Linked DNA regions of Homo sapiens: region 1 is linked to region 2. Evidence: read pairs that join two places in POLR2A ChIA-PET (ENCODE). Cell type or tissue: IMR-90. All regions are shown on one strand. Links, peaks and the distances in the headings refer to the core of each region. The heading gives the core; the rest is flanking DNA. Region 1 overlaps CCNY (cyclin Y). Region 2 holds the start of LINC02634 (long intergenic non-protein coding RNA 2634).

What was found. ChIA-PET counts read pairs that join two places held together with the same protein. Peaks named below come from ENCODE experiments on the same cell type or tissue, not always from the same donor. Only the 100,000 strongest peaks of a DNase experiment are listed, where the experiment ranks them.
Region 1: POLR2A ChIA-PET joins it to region 2 with 7 read pairs; 2 of 35 experiments call an interaction of 5 or more read pairs at or near these places.

The regions. Positions count from the first base shown.
Region 1 is chr10:35,519,517-35,528,248 of GRCh38, forward strand. CCNY (cyclin Y) reads left to right here. Exons shown (of 10, transcript NM_145012.6): 5 at 6,448-6,483. Among named protein-coding and RNA genes, the nearest start is that of GJD4, 81 kb to the right of the region's middle. In IMR-90, for the core only: no CTCF peak of the experiment used is centred there; no DNase peak of the experiment used is centred there.
Region 2 is chr10:35,243,768-35,252,499 of GRCh38, forward strand. It overlaps LINC02634 (long intergenic non-protein coding RNA 2634), which reads right to left and starts at 912. Exons shown (of 3, transcript XR_930819.3): 1 at 848-912. It also overlaps a transcript of CCNY not described here and the pseudogene RNU6-1167P. RefSeq lists a silencer at 3,861-4,039. In IMR-90, for the core only: no CTCF peak of the experiment used is centred there; no DNase peak of the experiment used is centred there; H3K27ac peaks cover 181 bases.

The sequences.
Region 1 (8,732 bases), core at 547-8,546, 280 kb after region 2:
AGCCAAAGTTGAAGACCCCAGATGGAAGTGGACAGCTACCCTCCCCTCCCCCACCAATGTCCCCCTGCCACTTTTAAATGAACTGCGGGTTAGAATGTAGAGAACAGAGAAGCTGAAGAGTAGGAACAAGCTATGAGACTTCAGTGTAGATTCTGGGCTTCCCTGATCCGAAGACATGGTCTCTGCACTGCACACATCTGAAACTTCTTCAGTCTGTAATTCAGTTGCTTTAAAAAGTATCTTCTTTTTCTTTTCTTTTCTTTTTTTTTTTTTTTTTTTTTTTTTGAGACAGGATCTCTGTCCCCAGGCTGGAGTGCAGTGGCATGATCTCAGCTCACTGTAACTCCGCCTCCCAGGCTCAAGAGATCCTCCCGCCTTAGCCTTCCGAGTAGCTGGGATTACAGGTACACACTACCATGGCCAGCTAATTTTTGCATTTTTTGTAGAGACATTTGTTTCACCTTGTTGCGTAGGCTGGGCTCAAGCAATCTACCCACCTTGGCCTCCCAAAGTGCTGAGATTATAGGCGTCAGCCACAGTGCCCAGCCAAAAGTATCCTCTTTTTAAAATGCACACTGGGAGCTGGGCAGGGTGGGACCAACTGAAGTAGAGCCATCAGAATCCTTCCCTGGAAATACCAGCATCTCACACTTGGTGTAGCTAAAGAGTCAAAAACATTTAGAGACATTAGCAGGTCCAGTTGAGTTCTTCAGCTAGAGGGTTGACAATATGAGAGGAAAGGGATACTCAGAAGGAAGAGTAGTGAAAAAGATAGGAAGTTGTGAAATCCACATGCCATCCCATTCTAAAATTTTGCCTACATCTTGCCCTACTCCTGTCCAAAGAAAACTCCTATTTTCTTTTTTGCTTTCTTTGCCTCCCGTTAACCCAGGTCCTCTTGCACCCTACTCCAGACATTAAAACTGATAACACAATCATTAATATTGTAGTTCAGCTTCATGGTGGGCATAAGTGAGCATTTATGGGCCAGAGTTGCTATCTGAAATCCAGTTACAAGGTTGTAACTGTGAGAAGAATGCCCTAGGTTCTAAACAGCGATTTATAAGCTGATTTTTGGAAAATAATCCACCTGTAAAGTGGGGATTGCCAGAAATAAACGTATTTGCAAATTCTAGCTGGGGATGGGTGGAGGGTTGAATGCTAATCTAACAGTGAAAGAAAAGCTATAAAAAAGTTGGGTACTCATTCAGTGCTCACTCTTTCTGTAGACATAATTTTTTATTTTGAGAACTTGATTTTCCTATTTTTCCCCTAAATGCCAACAGCTGTGGTATGAATTTAGAGTTTGTCAGCCACACTTTGTGCCTCTGCAGCCAACCCCTCCCCACCAAGTCCTCTGACAAGCATAAGATGATGATCAAAGAAAAGAGCGGAGGGTGGTGGGGAGCCCCTTTGCGCACTTGGCCATACCATCAGGGTCCTTGGCCTCCAGGGCCAGGGAACAGCTAATGCCCGTCACAGCCCTGTCTATGGCTCAGCCCCACTGTGCTGCTAGAACTCACCCCCTCTTGCCCTTCAAAGGTTTTAGGATTGTCATATACATTGCTAATTTAGCTCTGGGTAAGAAGACAAATGAAGTGCCAAAAGTCACAAATCCATTTTGTTTTCTTGTGCAAGAAAATAGCATTTACTTCCTCCCCAGCTATGTGGCAAAAGCTGCTGAGCAAACCCTATAGTCCAAATGTTTTGTTCCCTGATAGGGCTCTGGCCCTTCCTTGGTGAAACTGCACCATTTTCTGAGGTCTTGGCAGAGCTGACCAAGCCTCTGAAGTTGGGCACTCCGGGTCCCCCAGGTCCCCTGAGTTCTTTCTGTGTCCTAACCGATAATCAGAGTGCCTTGACCGCTCTTTGGCCTGGTAAACTTGGATTTGATAAGGGTGGTAAGAGCCGGTTAACTCTGTGGCTCGCCAGGGTTAATTGATCTGGTTAGCCACTCTGGGCAGAAACTAAAGGAGGCCTTAGGCACTTGTCTGGTAGGGTAGACACTGGTTCTGTCTGGAGGTGAGGCAGAAAAAATTAGCAGTGTCACAGCACTCCTCCGTCGGACAGCACCTACATGGCTCCTGGGCTGTTCTCTGAGAGACTGGATCGTTCTGGCCCTGCGAAGGGGATATGCCTTGGGGTCCTTCACCATAGAAGCCTATAAACAAGGCACAGGCTTTGTTGCACAGATTGACAGTGAGGGTGGCTATCTATGCCCCTGCTTTCCAGGGGCCGGATGGCACCCCGTTCACTGCCAGCATGCACGGTAAGCCCCTCAAGACTGCTCCACCTGGATGGAAGGACACTGTTTCCCATCTTAGGTCCCTTGGATGGGGCTTCGTGGCTGAAATAGGGGAAGTAAAAACAATGACCGGCACAGCTAAGCTGAGGAGTGCTGCAAAAACAAGGGAACCTGAAAAGAGACCAGAAAAAAAGGGAGATCCAACAAAACGGGTGTCAAGGAGCCAAATTTGACAAGACCTTCTAAAGACAGGTCCAAAAACAAAATAGACAGCCCAGTACAATTCTCCTTAGACTTTTAAAAGTCCCTAAAGCCAGAGCGCCAGTTTACCACTAGGGTTAATCCTAAACCCTGGGCACTGCCTCTAGAAAAAAACCCAAGGACAGAAGGTGGTGAGCACCGCCACCTCTACACTGACAAGAAAGCAAAGTTTTCTTCAATGTGGTGCCATTCATTGGTTCCCTCTAAACAAAGAGTTTTGACTCTGGTGGCTCCAGGGCTGAGCGTACTCCATGCCTGCTGATCCTCACAGTTTCTGGGCCCCTGACTTATAAATGTGGATCCAGAGATCCATCCACCTGCCTTTGCGAGATGAGCACGCCTCCTGTTACAAATTAGACATGCTCCTCTTACCCCACTGTGGGTCTACATATCAGTCTCAAAACACAGTTTGGGGAGAAACATTCTCCTGGGAGCTGCCTTTAGAGGAACGCAGACAAATTCCATCTCTGGGCAAGGGCAATAAGAGCCACACTCCAGGGGGAGGCCAAATGAGAGTCAGTATGTGACCCCACCCAAGATAGATTGTATAGATACACGTCTCCCAGGAAGACTCAGAAAGGTAACAGCAGCTACTCCAAAACTAAAGAGGGTGAGGATTGTGCATCCTACACAGAACCCATACAACAGCTCTGTGTGGCCGATGCAAAAATGTAACAGCACCCGAAGGATGATGGTTGATTACCAAAAACTAAGGTGACTCTGGCCACACATGCTGCGGTCCCAAATGTTAGCCCCAAAAGACTAACTGCTTGTTTAGGAATATGAAAGATTGTCCTATAACAAAACTTTCTTGAACATACCCTTAGACCCAGAGTCCCAGGACATGTTTGCCTTCACCGGTGAGGCCCCCAGTGGACCCTTCAGGTTTTCCTCCAGGGGTGCTCACAAAACCCCACTACTGCCTTGGCTTGATGGCCAGAGACCTGGCTGTTCGGGTGAATGCCTTGCAGGTCGCCTAAAACATTGTATAGATAATATGTCACTGACTTACACAGGTTTGAGTCTTTTAAAAAAGGCTACCCAAAAGGTTCTAAAACACCTACAATTCCCAGAGGATAGGTTGTCAACCAACAGAAAGTCCAGGAACCAGGGGACACCATAAAAGTCCTGAACATGGTCTAGTCGGGTGAAGCTGGTTTTTCCAACAGCCGTATTTGACAAAAGACACAGCTGCAAGCAGTTGAAATATTGCAGACCTTTGTAGAGCCACAAAGATATGAAAGGACCTTCATTTCCACTTGGCCCACTGTCTCAGGCCATCTTACTGCCTAATTAAAAGGGGGCGCAGTGGGGCAGAGATGCGTTTTTGGGGTGATTCCAGCCTCAGGTTTGACAAAAGAGACTGTGTGTAGAGTGAAGCTACAAGCCTGGGCCTGATTCAGTTGTCAGCTGATGGCCTCTTTGGGCAGTCACTTCCTTCAAGACGACTGCTAAACTAGTCCATGGAGCTGTACTGTGCCTGAACCCTCATCCTGGTGGTCTCACTTCTGGGATATAACCTTGAGTGGAAATTGGCCTACAGAGTGGCTCTACTTTTCCTGGAGGTCTTAAGCCGTGATAATATCCAATCTTGGCTTTAGCTTGGGAGATAGTGATCTTGGGGCCCTGAAGATTCTCGCCCATTCGGCAGAAGCCAGAGGACCTCTTACTAGGGGAATATCAATAATAGTAACTTTTCTTTTAAAAGTTAATATAAGATCATGCTTTTATATACTTTTTTTATTTGATCATAATTACAACTCCATGATGTGGGTTGTATTGTTCTAATTTTATAAATGAGGAAATGAAAGCTCTGAGAGGTGAATTAGCACTAATAAGGAGGAAGGAGCCAGGTTCAGAACCCAGGCTGATGTGACTTCAGTCTAGTGATATTTCTACTGCTGTATGCTCCCTCACAGGGGAAGCAGGAACATCTTCTTTCTCAAAGACATTAAACTAATCACATGAAATATTCCTTTGAAATGTAACATTAGATTAGAAGAACAGTCATCACAGCATGACTAGTAAACGAATGAAACTAATTCCTCCCTTTCCCAGAGGCTACATGGTCAAAACAGAAGGGCACACAGCCTTATACAAGCCAGAAATCCTGGCAGCTACCGTCTGAACCTGAGTTTTTCCCATTTATAAAATAGAATCAATAACATCTATTTTTTCTTGCAGGACTGTTAACATACGTGAAAACACTTTGAAAACCTTACTATTTTTTATAAATTCTGAAGCTCTTTTATACCCCAGTTACAATTTCTTCATCAGCTTCAATGCTTTTCAAGATGTTAGGAGAAAAAGGATGTATTAGCACTTATTTGCTCATGAGTACTTTCAACTAGGCTGAAGTCATTTGAATGAAGAGCTCTGGAAAGAGAGAGGTTTGGAAGAATATAAGAGAGTGAGATTAGCTACTGTCATGTTAAGTCACAGGAAAACATCTGAGTGCTTTGGAATCCAAGGTGCGTGCTCATGTCTCTAAGCCGGTGTGGCTGAGTAAGCGGAAATGTTCGGGCCGAGTCGGTACCCTGAGAGGATCAGAACACCGTCTGTTGCAGCCAGTTACCTATGTTCTTAGAGGCTTAAAAATAATTTTTTTGGCCTCCTCAATACATTTTAATGTAAAACACAAATAGTGGAAGTATCTAGACAGTTTTTGAAAGAGGAAATTTTAAAAAATTGTCCAGAACATGAATAACCCTGCCAACCTGATAGGAGTTTAAAGAAACTCAGATAGAAAAAGGAAAACTTTTTTGTTTGCTTGTTTTTTTACCTGTCCAGTTGGAGACCACTTGGTCAAAACATTCGGGTCAGTGTCAGTGAGTGTGAGTTGAAACAGATGCTGGTGGGAAGTCCACTGGTGTAGACTTTCCGCAAAGATGTTTGGCAATATGTGTTGAGAGCCTCACCATTGTTAATGACTTGAGGTCAAGTGATTCCAATTATAGGATGTATCCTTGTGGAAATAATATAGTTGTAGATGGCACAAATATTGGGATGTTCATTATGGTATTAATTATAATTGCAAAGTATTAGAAACAACCTAAATGTTCATTAGTAGGGGAATAGTTAAGTAAATTATTCGACAATCATATGAAGGAATATAATCAGCCATTTAAAATCATGTTTTTAATGATAAAAAAAAGTTAACATGAAAAAAGTTAAAAGTAGGATGGAAACCTGACTCCTTACACACATAATTTATAGAAAGCTATATATCTTAAGCTAATAGTTTTATTTGGGCGGAATATTTTTCTTACATTTTCTAAATATGTTCTCCAAAATTTCTACAATGAATATGTTTTCTAGTCAGAAAAAAATTGTTTTAGAAAAGAAAAAGTTCAGGGAAGGGAATGTAATTGTTCATTAAATTCAGACCTTTTAAAATGTAAAATAAAATGTTAAGGTAGTGCTACAAATAAAAGTTACAGTACCATTTCAGCAAGTGAATGAATAACTTGAGCGGATTGCCAAGAGGTTATTAAGGGAAAAATAGCAGACTTCTTGGGTGATATTCACATTTTTCTGGTATTTATAAATAAACCATGAATTTTTTAAACTAGTAGGTTATGAGTTGGAGATTTCTAAAGGTGTTTTCTTTATACCACCTATTTTTTACATAGCGCTTTTTTTTTTCCCACAAGTGAGGAAAGCTGAAAATTTCTGAATAGAAAGAGCAGTTTGTTTCTAAATATCACTTGAAGTTCTTTTGTTTCTAGAAGAGATGTAATAATTCCTGGGAATTAGTGCCACATTGATTTACTCAGAAGAGGACATTTTCCTAATGAGCATTGTGAATGAGATGGGACTGTTCAGAAAGATTGTTAGACTTTTACTTCTGTTTAAATATTTATGTTCAGACTGTGGCCAGGTAATGTGTAAGGTCTTGAATATGCTCATGGACACTGAACCTCTGCATTCTATTTTTACAGTGTCGCTCTTGCAATATATTATCACATCAAAAACAGGTATGTGGATGGTTGTGTGCTAAAAACATCATACGTTATCTTCTGTTATGTTGTTCCTATTTTTTCATATTCTAGTTGCTTAAACCTTTGAATTATACTTTCTTAACTCATATTTTCATAGAATTTCTAAAGGTAATATAATTTACTAAAACTTCCCAGGTAAGTGCTGAACTGCTTTAGAATCAGTGGAAACCAAATGAGCGTGGTTGAAACCAGCAAAACAGACAAAGCTTCTCAACGATGTTTGGCTTCCTTTTTCTTCTTTATTTTCTGAAAAATTTGTTGAAACATTCTGTCTTTTGTAAAATGTCACTTTAAAAGTTCACTGGGTGCAACTTTAACAGGAAAAAATGTTTAATTTATAGTTTGAATTCAGTAGAGGCAATTTTGGTGTAAATTTAGGCATGAACTATTTTAATATAGAAGCCCTCTCTGATGTAAGTGTATCTGGCAATAGTTGGTTAATTTTAAAAGTCAGTTAAAACAGGGAGTGAAAAAAAACTCTACCTTATACATTTTATTTCAACATAAAACATGTAAGAATACATTCATTTGCCAGTTTTTAAAAATGCAACTTCAAGACATTTGCTTCAAGCACAGGACATTGATTGGAGAACCAAAATGTATTTCTTTCATAAGCCACAGCTATCATTAATGCATCCTTTCCAAGTTTTTTTTTTTTTTTTGTCAGTAGTGAGAAAGCTTGAAGACATTTACATAACAGATGAGTATAAAATTTTTCCAGTTTTGACCACACCTAATCTACAGCAAATTTATTTTTAGTGATTTCCTTTTATCGGATCTTTCCAAAGCGTCCTCCTTCGTTTTCATGAGGACATAGCCACTCTCATGGTAATCATATTTCATGCATAATGTGACATTCATGTATGTTACACGAGTCTGCTAAGCACAGCTGGTGTGAACTAGTTTGGGAACAAGCAGAGCCACCACATGCTAAGTGCAGAGCTCAGCCCGTGGGAGCCCCACACGTTGTCGGTTTACAAAGCGTGGTTAGTCAGTGCAGGGGAGGTTGGATGACAGCTTCTAATGAACAGTATTGGAGAAAACACGAATATCCAGAAGCAGACACCTAGAAAGGGATTCTCTATGATCACCTATTTCCATACTGTAATTGTGATTCATGGTTCTTTATGGTGCTTGAGAATTTTGGATTTAAGAACTTACAAAACAGTGCAACTTTGGAACTCTAAATCTTGAATTAGAGTAATGTATCAGTGAAAGTGTAGATTTTATCTTGTTGCCTATTTCTATACTAGTTCAAACCTTTTAAACTTGTAAGGCTTAAGAAACAGTGTAATCCCATTGATGAAGCTCAGTTGTGCTTTCAAGACAATTTTGCATTAGAATCTCTAAGATATTTCTCAGTACTTACTTAGACTATGATGGATCCTGAAGTGAATGTAGCCAGAGCTGATAATAATGAGTTGGCTTTGTGAAGCACCTACTCTGACTGCTCTGGTCAGTTCTTTACATGCTTTAATAACAACTCCTTAAGGTGATACTGGTATCTTCATTTTACAGATAAAGAAATTGAGGCACAGAGAGATTAATTTGACTAAGATGATACAACTAGTAAATTGGGGAATTGGGAAATGAATTCAATCTACCACTCAGACCATTAATCTATTGCTCTCCTAGATTAATGATGATAAATTGCACCAAAAGTAAGTGAGTGGAAGTAGAGAAAGTCCAGCTGAAAAATTGAGCATTTGTAAACAAGCAAGATTAATGTACAGATTGCCACCTGCATGTCTCTAGGTATGAGGAGGGATGCCCGTCTGCATGCCTTCTCTTCGCTCTCATACTAGGCTGGCCTTTGGTGCTGGTGATAGACCTGTTAGCTTGATAAAGGTGGTGTGGTGCTGTTCAGTTGGGACACACAGCTTTTAGAGGAAGTAAGGAAACAGTCTACTTCTCAGAGGATTCTCCAGAATCCCCTTTCCTGAGTCGTCTTAGCTCGAGCTCTTAATTCTCATTTATATTTTTAGACTCTGTTCTCATTTTAAAAATTACTTCAGGCGAATGTTTCTCTAGGGTGCTGGATGCTTTCAGGGGCTCTCATTCTCCAGGAAAATTGAATGGGGCTCAACTGCTGAGGAATGGGGTCCTGGGCCAGGTTCTGTCTCTCCTGTAGCATCTTGAATGCCTCATAGAGATTCAAGATTTGGTTTATTTGAAAACTCAGTAAATAAGGTGAGGGAATCCGCTGATTCTTTGTAGCCCAGGTT
Region 2 (8,732 bases), core at 474-8,473:
TAATCATTATGCTCTTTTAGAATTAAGATATTTAAACTTCAGATATATTCATCATTGAAATAGGTCAAGTTGCAGATTTTCTGGGTAATACATTTATTTTATGAAAACCAATAACCTGAAATGATGCACTTGATTGGGTGGACAGCAAAACTATGTCTGCTATTATATACTATATACTAGGATGCAAGTTCTATGAAAGCCAAAACTTTGTTTTGTTCAGCCCTTCATCCCTGCCACCAAGAACAGAGTCTGATATATAATAAATGCAAAATAAATGTTTTTTGAATGAATTAATGCATGCTAACTCATTTTTCAAAATTTATGTTTAATTGTGGCAATATACACATAGCATAAAATTTAACATCTTAAAATTTAACATTTTTTTGTTGTTTTTTCGTTTGTTTATTTGTTTTTTGAGACAAGGTCTCACGGTCACCCAGACTGCAGTGCAGTGGGGCAATCTCAGCTTACCAGTCTCCACTTCCCGAGTTCAAGTGATCCTCCCACCTCAGCCCCCCAAGTAGCTGGGACTACATGCACATGCTACTATGCCCGGCTAATTTTTGTATTTTTAGTAGAGACGGGGTTTTGCTATGTTGGCCAGGCTAGTCTTGAACTCCCGAGCTCAAGCGATCCACCCACCTTGACCTCCCAAAGTGCTGGGATTACAGGTGTGAGCTACCGCGCCCAGCCAACATCTTAACCATTTTTAAGTGTACAGTTTAGTTTGTCTTGCAATACTGAATCTCTATACCCATTAAACAACAATGCTCCACTTTTCCTCCCTTCAGTCCCCAGAAACCACCTTCTACTTTCTATCTCTATGAAGATAGAGAACTCGAGGTACCTCATATCAGTGTAATTACACAGCATGTGTCCTTTTGTGACTGGCTTATTTCACATAGCATAGTATTCTCAAGGTTCATCCATGTGGCATGTCAGAATTTCCTTCCTTTTCAAGGCTGAGTAATATTCCACTGCATGGATATATCACCTTTTCTTTATCCATTCGTCCATTGATAGACACTTGGGCTGTGTCCATCTTTTGGCTATTGTGAATAATGTTATATGAAAATAGATGTTCAAATGCTGAAGATCTTCCTTTCAATTTTTTTGATGGGTGGGGGGTTTTATATCCAGGGGTGTCATTGCTGAATCATGTGGTAATTCCATTTTTAACTTTTTGAAGACCTTCCATACTGTTTTCCATAATGGCTGCACCATTTTACATTTTCTCCCACCATGCACGAGCATGTTTCTAACTCCTAAGTTTGGTGATCTGGTTTCTAGGTGTGGTGCCGAGGAGCAGCAGGACATTAGGAGGTGTTAGCAGGTAAAACAACAGGACAAAGTATCATCTGGCAATCTACTACTGAGAGACAAGAATTCCAAGAAGCAAAATTAGTACTAGATTATTACGATATTCAATCACGATGCTTTCAGTGGTGTTCTGGAGATGCCATGAAAAAAGTTATGTTGTTTTTTCACTGTACAAGGAGGCAGGCATCTATCTATTTCAGAAAGACATTCATTGATTCTCAATTATGTAAGTATTGTCATACTTAATTTTGTTGTTTAAAAAACTAAGACTTCTAACAAATATGGTGAAATTTTCAGCCGGATGCAGTGGCTCACGCCTGTAATCCCAGCAATTTGGGAGGGTGAGGCAGGTGGATCATGAGGTCAGGCGTTCAACACTAGCCTGGCCAGCATAGTGAAACCCCGTCTCTACTGAAAAAAAATACAAAATGTTAGCCAGGCGTGGTGGCGGGTGCCTGTAATCCCAGCGACTTGGGAGGCTGAGGCAGGAGAATCGCTTGAACCTGGGAGGTGGAGACTGCAGTGAGCCGAGATCGCGCCACTGCACTCCAGCCCGGCTGACAGTGCGAGGCTCTGTCTCAAAAAAAAAAAAAAAAAAAAAAGCGAAATTTCCAAAGGACTGGTGGTCATTTTCATTTATCCAGAAATGTCACTTATAGGGGATGTATCCCTTCTCTATGATGCCCCATTAGTGGGATGTTACTGCTTCCATATACAATAATGAATCATATGGATACACTCCCGTATTGTTCATTCTTGAACTGTTATAAATACATACTTGAGACTGAGTAATTTATAAAGAAAAGAGGTTTAATTGGCTTATGGTTCCACAGGTTATACAGAAAGCATGATTCTATCATCTGCTCGGCTTCTGGAGAGGCCTCAGGAAACTTACAATCATGGCGGAAGGGGAAGGGGGAGCCCACAGGTTACATGGCCGGAGGAGCAAGAGCGAGAAAGGGGAGTTGCCATGCACTTTAAAACAACCCGATCTTGCGAGAACTAGCACCAAGGGGCTGGGGGTAAAACATTCTGCCCCATGATCCAATCACTTCCACCGGTCCCCACCGCCAACACTGGGGATTACAGTTTGACATGAAATCTAGGCGGGGACACAGATCCAAACCATACCACCTCCCAAATATAAAATGTGATGCTATAAGGACAAATACTAAGCTACAATGATATTTTTAGTTCATAGTGTTTGTCATTGTGAAATGTTTATTGATTAAGAGGAAATCTGGCCAGACACAGTGGCTCACGCCTGTAATCCCAGCACTTTGGGAGGCTGAGGCGGGTGGATCATCTGAGGTCAAGAATTCGAGATCAGCCTGGCCAACATGGTGAAACCCCGTCTCTACTAAAAATACAAAAATTAGCCGGGCATGTTAGCACACGCCTGTGATCTCGGCTATTCGGGAAGCTGAGGCAGGATAATCTCTTGAACCCAGGAGGCGGAGGTTGCCGTGAGCTGAGAACGCACCACTGCACTCCAGCCTGGGTGACGGAGCGAGACGCCATCTCAAAAAAGAAAAAAAAAGAAAAAGAAAAGAAAGAAAAGAAGGAATCTATTTAGCAAAGAAAAGCCTTGGGAAGTAAGTTGATCTTTAGACATGTGTGAAATAGGATACTTGAGGGTGAGGATAAAAATCAGGGTATTCTAGGTTTCCTGAAGCTGTATCCTTTTTCCATTCAACTCATCTTTCATCAACCCAAATTTACAGGCCAAATCATTGAAGAATGACAAGTCTAACCTCTAATTACCATGGCGGGTAGAGCGGGGAGGAGATGGTGCACTGTACACAGAGCACCAGGAACCCAAGGGAAGTTAGGGGAGATCCAGGCCCTGAGGAGGGCCATGACCTAGTGATGACACACAAGGGGCATTATTACAGTGTACGCAGGATGACCCTGGAAGGGATGGGTGGGTGGGAGTCAGGAGAGATGTGAGCCTCGTACCAGGAAGATCATACTGAGGCCACCAGGTTGAGAGCCGCCTGGCTGGGGGGCTTGTCCGGGGACAGCAGGGGCAGAGGCATGGAGGTGAGCTCTGTGTGACAGGAGCCAGGCCTGAGAACGCTTGGGGAGGAGGGGGACTGAGGAGTTAGGAGTCATGTTTGTGAAAAGCTTGCTTGGGCGGTGCACTAGCAGAGACTGCAGCCAGGAGACTTGAGAGGTCAGGGAACAGGGCATGATCTAGAGAAGGTGTGGAAATTGAGAATAGGGCCAGGCACAGTGGCTCATGCATGTAATCCCAGCACTTTGGGAGGCTGAGGTGGGAGAATCACTGGAGCCCAGCAGTTCAAGAACAACATAGTGAGACCCTGTGTCTACAAAAAGTTTAAAAATTAGCCAGGCACGGTGGTGCACACCTGTAGTCCCAGCTACTTGGGGAGGCTGAGGTGGGAGGATCACTTGAGCCCAGGAGTTTGAGGCTGCAGTGAGCTAGGATTGCACCACTGCACTCCAGCCTGGGTGACAGAGTGAGACCTTGTCTCTAGATAAAGAAATAAATGAAAAAAATCACACCTGTAATCCCAGCACTTTGGGAGGCTGAGGCGGGCGGATCACAACGTCAGGAGATCGAGACCATCCTGGCTAACACGGTGAAACCCCGTCTCTACTAAAAATACAAAAAATTAGCTGGGCGTGGTGGTGGGTGCCTGTAGTCCCAGCTACTCGGGAGGCTGAGGCAAGAGAATGGCGTAAACCCAGGAGGTGGAGCTTGCAGTGAGCAGAGATCGCGCCACTGCACTCCAGCCTGGGTGACAGAGCAAGACTCCATCTCAAAAAAAAAAAAAAAAGAAAAGAAAAGAAAGAAAGAAAGAAAAGAATAAATAAATGAAAAAAAAAAGAAAAATAGAGAAAGAAATTGAGAATAAACAAGTGGTGAATAATCCGAATGGCAGAGCCATCGGAAGGGGTGCAGGAACTGTCACAAACAGCAAGGCTGTTATTTCACCATCACTTTATGTGCAACACTTGGGGTTCCTTGGAAAAGCAAGGTCCTTGCTCTTCTAGGTTCACAGCCAGGAAATCGTGCAGTGAACCTGTCCCCTCCGGTCACAACATCAAGAGCTGAACTGGGACTAGAAGTCATCGCCCCAGAGCTTTTTGCTACCAGGTGAGCCTTGACCCTGTCATTTCCCAGTGCTAAAAATTATTTCCCTTCCTAGAAAAACCTTTTGTGTCTAATAAATGCTTTGTGTTTTAACAGGCAGTAGGTTGTGGGGACTGGCAGTGGAGGAACACACCCACTGAAAATCAGACTAGGGGCCGGGCGCGGTGGCTCACGCCTGTAATCCCAGCACTTTGGGAGGCCGAGTTGGGCAGATCACCTGAGGTCAGGAGTTCAAGACCAGCCTGGCTAACACAGCGAAACCCCATCTCTACAAAAAATACAAAAAAATTAGCTGGGCATGGTCGTGCATGCCTGTAATCCCACCTACTTGGGACGCTGAGGCAGGAGAATTGCTTGAACCTGGGAGGAGGAGGTTGCAGTGAGCCAAGGTCATCATTCCATTGCACTCCAGCCTGGGCAACAAGAGTGAAACTCCCTCTCAAAAAAAAGAAAGAAAGAAAAGAAAAGAAAATCAGACTAGGGCTGGGTGCAGTGTGGCTCAAACCTGTAATCCCAGCACTTCGGGAGGCCAAGGCCAGAGGATCACTTGATCCCAGGAGGCTGACGCTGCAGTGAGCCGTGCTCATGCCACCACACTCCAGCCTGAGCAACACAGTGAGACGTTGTCTCTAAAAAAGAAAAAGAAAATCAAACTAACACTTTGGTTTCCTCAGCAATGTTTGCTTAGGAAGTGGCCTGAATTTTACACTTTTTAAAAGTCTTTTTTAGTGACACTAGGTTTGTTTTGTTTGGTTCAGTGATAGGGTCTCACTCTGTTGCCCAGGCTAGAGTGCAGTGGCATGATCTAGGCTCACTGCAACCTCCGCCTCGCAGGCTCAAGTGATTCTCCCACCTCAACCCCAACAGGTGCATGCCACCACTCCTGGCTAATTTTTTTGAAATTTAGTAGAGATGAGGGAGGCAGGTATTAACATGTTGCCCAGGCTGGTCTCGAACTCCTGAACTCAAGCAATCCACCTGTCTAGGCCTCCCAAAGTGCTGAGGTTACAGGTGTGAGGCACTGCTCCCTGCCAACACTAGGTTTTTGATGCCTTATATTGAGACTAATGTTGAGTTGTAGAGGTTTTATATTAATATTAACCACTAAGCATGGGCTGGACTAATCTGTTTTGCAAGCAATGAAGCAAGGGCTTTTTTGTGTATGTATAAAACTTCAGTGGAGATTACAGAAAATCCCTAAATGGAAAACTGTGTAGATTGTTTATGTTGTTTAAGACCTTAAAAAAATAACTAGAATGATAGAGAATGAGTCTTGGTCACATTTTATTTCTTAACTGCAAGTTGACTTATTTGGGGTATTTGAATTTTTAAACCTGAAAGCAAGAAAATTACTTCTAGTTAGTTACAAACAAAATAGCCCAAGATACTGCTATATTCTGGAATGTTCTGCAGAAAGTGTGGTTTAGGATTTATGACAATGATGAAGAGAATAGCAAGATAGAATGGCTGACCTCTTCCTGCTTCACCTTGTACAGTAGGGAGTCCTTGCAGAAAAAAATAACCTCGCAGCTTTGAAAAAGATCTGGGATCTAAAGTGAGACGGAGTGCAGTGTCTCACACCTGTAATCCCAGCACTTTGGGAGACTGAGGGAGGCAGACTGCTTGAGGTCAGGAGTTTGAGACCAGCCTGGCCAACATGGTGAAACCCTGTCTCTACTAAAAATACAAAAATTAGCCGGGTGTGGCCGGGTGCGGTGGCTCACGCCTGTAATCCCAGCACTTTGGGAGGCCGAGGCAGGTGCATCACAAGGTCAGGAGATCGAGACCTTCCTGGCTAACATGGTGAAACCCCGTCTCTACTAAAAATACAAAAAATTAGCTGGGCATGGTGGCGGGTGCCTGTAGTCCCAGCTGCTGGGGAGGCTGAGGCAGGAGAGTGGCGTGAACCCGGGAGGCAGAGCTTGCAGTGAGCTAAGATCGTGCCACTGCACTCCAGCCTCGGTGACAGAGTGAGACTCCATCTCAAAAAAAAAAAAAAAAAAAGAAGTAGTCGGATGTGGTGGTGGGCTCCTGTAATCCCAGCTACCTGGGAGGCTGAGGCAGGAGAATCACTTGAACCTGGAGGTCAGAGGTTGCAGTGAGTCAAGATCGCACCACTGCACTCCAGCCTGGGCAATAGAATGAGACTCCGTCTCAATAAATAAATAAATAATAAAGTGAAGGACAGAATGAAGCCATGAAAATCAGGAGTCATGAGGGCATTTTTCTCAAAATATGGTGGTCCATGTATCCTCAGAGTCAGAATCTTCTGAGATGTTTACTATAAATACATATCCCTGGGTCTCATTCTAGAACTGCCGGGTGAAAATCTTTGGAAGAGAAGTTTGAGAACCTGTTAAACAAGCTCTCTAGGTAATTCTGTGCACGTTCAGTCTGAGAACTGCTGCATCTGAAGAGGTAAGCCCAGACTGCTGTCAAGGTCAATTCTGCCTAATAGAGCCTCTTCCTGACATTCTGCCATTTCCATGACCATTTGGTGAGAAGTACTGCACTTAGCTTTTTCACACTTCTCAAAGTAACAGGTTTATGTGTATTCGTAAGGTTCCTTTTCAGTAAATGAAAATACATCTGGGAAGATTCAGGGCTTCGCATTCATGTTCACATCTAACACCTGATTGAGACAATTGCTGTGATCTTGGGGGGATGTTCAACTTCAGGCAATGTTTTCTCAAAATCAAGTATTGATTGATGGATGGATTTTTAAGGTGAATGTCATCTCAAGATTTTATTAAAATATGGAACTCTTCATGAATTTGCATGTCATCCTTGCCCAGGGGCCATGCTAATCTTCTCGTATCATTCCCATTCAAATTCGAATATTTAACTGGATGCTTATAAGGAAAAATAAATGTCCACCTTAGAGTTGTGACTTAAGACTATTTTTTGGCCAGGTGCAGTAGCTCACACCTGAAATCTCAGCACGTTGGGAGGTGGAGGCAGGAGGGTTGCTTTAGCTGGGGAGTTTGAGACCAGCCCAGGCAATATAGTGAAACCACATCTCGACAAAAATAAATAAAGGCTATTTTAAATATAATGTTACATACATATGAGCAAATATAATATTAAATTCCTTAGTGTTATTGGTGTCTGAATCCAATACAAAATGTACAAATGAAATACAAACAAAACTATAAAACTAATAAAAATTAAAATTGGCAGCACAGATGAGACAGATGGTGTTGTTTGCTGAAACTAAATTGCTCATGTTAGGTTTATAGTAGTAGAAAGATGTAGCTTCAGGTGCACTTTTATTTTTGATTAAAGTAACATGACTGCAGATAAGGTTTTGTTTGCTAAATTGGAATAATTAGACTTCATACTTAACCAAACTTTCCCTAGCAAGCAATCCTTCAATGTCACTTTTTTTTTTTTTTTTTGAGACGGGATCTCGCTCTGTCATGCAGGCTGGAAGACAGTGGTACAATCACAGCTCACTGCAGCCTTGATCTCATGGGCTTAAGAGATCCTCCCACCTCAACCTCTCGAGTAGCTGGGACTACAGGCATGAGCCACCACTCCTGGTTAATTTTTGTACTTTTTGTAGAGATGGAGTTTCATTATGTTGCCCGGGCTGGTCTTGAACCCCTGGGTGCAAGTGATCTGCCTGTTTCGGCGGCCCAAACTGCTAGGATTGCAGGCATCAGCCACTGTGGCCAGCCTTCAACACAACTTTTAATGACATTTTTCTGCAACTTTCAGACACCTACAGCCCTCTAGAGGAGGTGCTTTTCTATTTTCTGCAAAGAACAAGATAGTAAATATTTATAGGCTTTGTAGACTAACAGGCAAATTAAGGTATTATATAGGTACTTACAAAACAAGGAAATGTGTTTTTCACACAAGATACTGCTGGACACTGATATCAATCCTAGCATAAGATTTTAATTGTCTATATTCATTGCTTGAGGGCATTTATAGAATTTTATTATATTCTTTCTTTGATATTTGCCTTTTAACACATTACTACACTGCAGATTAATCATTTCCCCTCAAAGGTTATGTAGAGGCTCCTCAACAGCACAGTTAAATGGGTTTTGAAATATGAGAATATCCTGGCCGGGCGCGGTGGCTCAGGCCTGTAATCCCAGCACTTTGGGAGGCCGAGGTGGGCAGATGACGAGGTCAGGAGATTGGGGCCAAACTGGCTAACATGGTGAAACCCCGTCTCTACTAAAAATACAAAAAAATTAGCCAGGCGTGGTGGCTGGCGCCTGTAGTCCCAGCTACTCGGGAGGCTGAGGCAGGAGAATGGCGTGAACCTGGGAAGCGG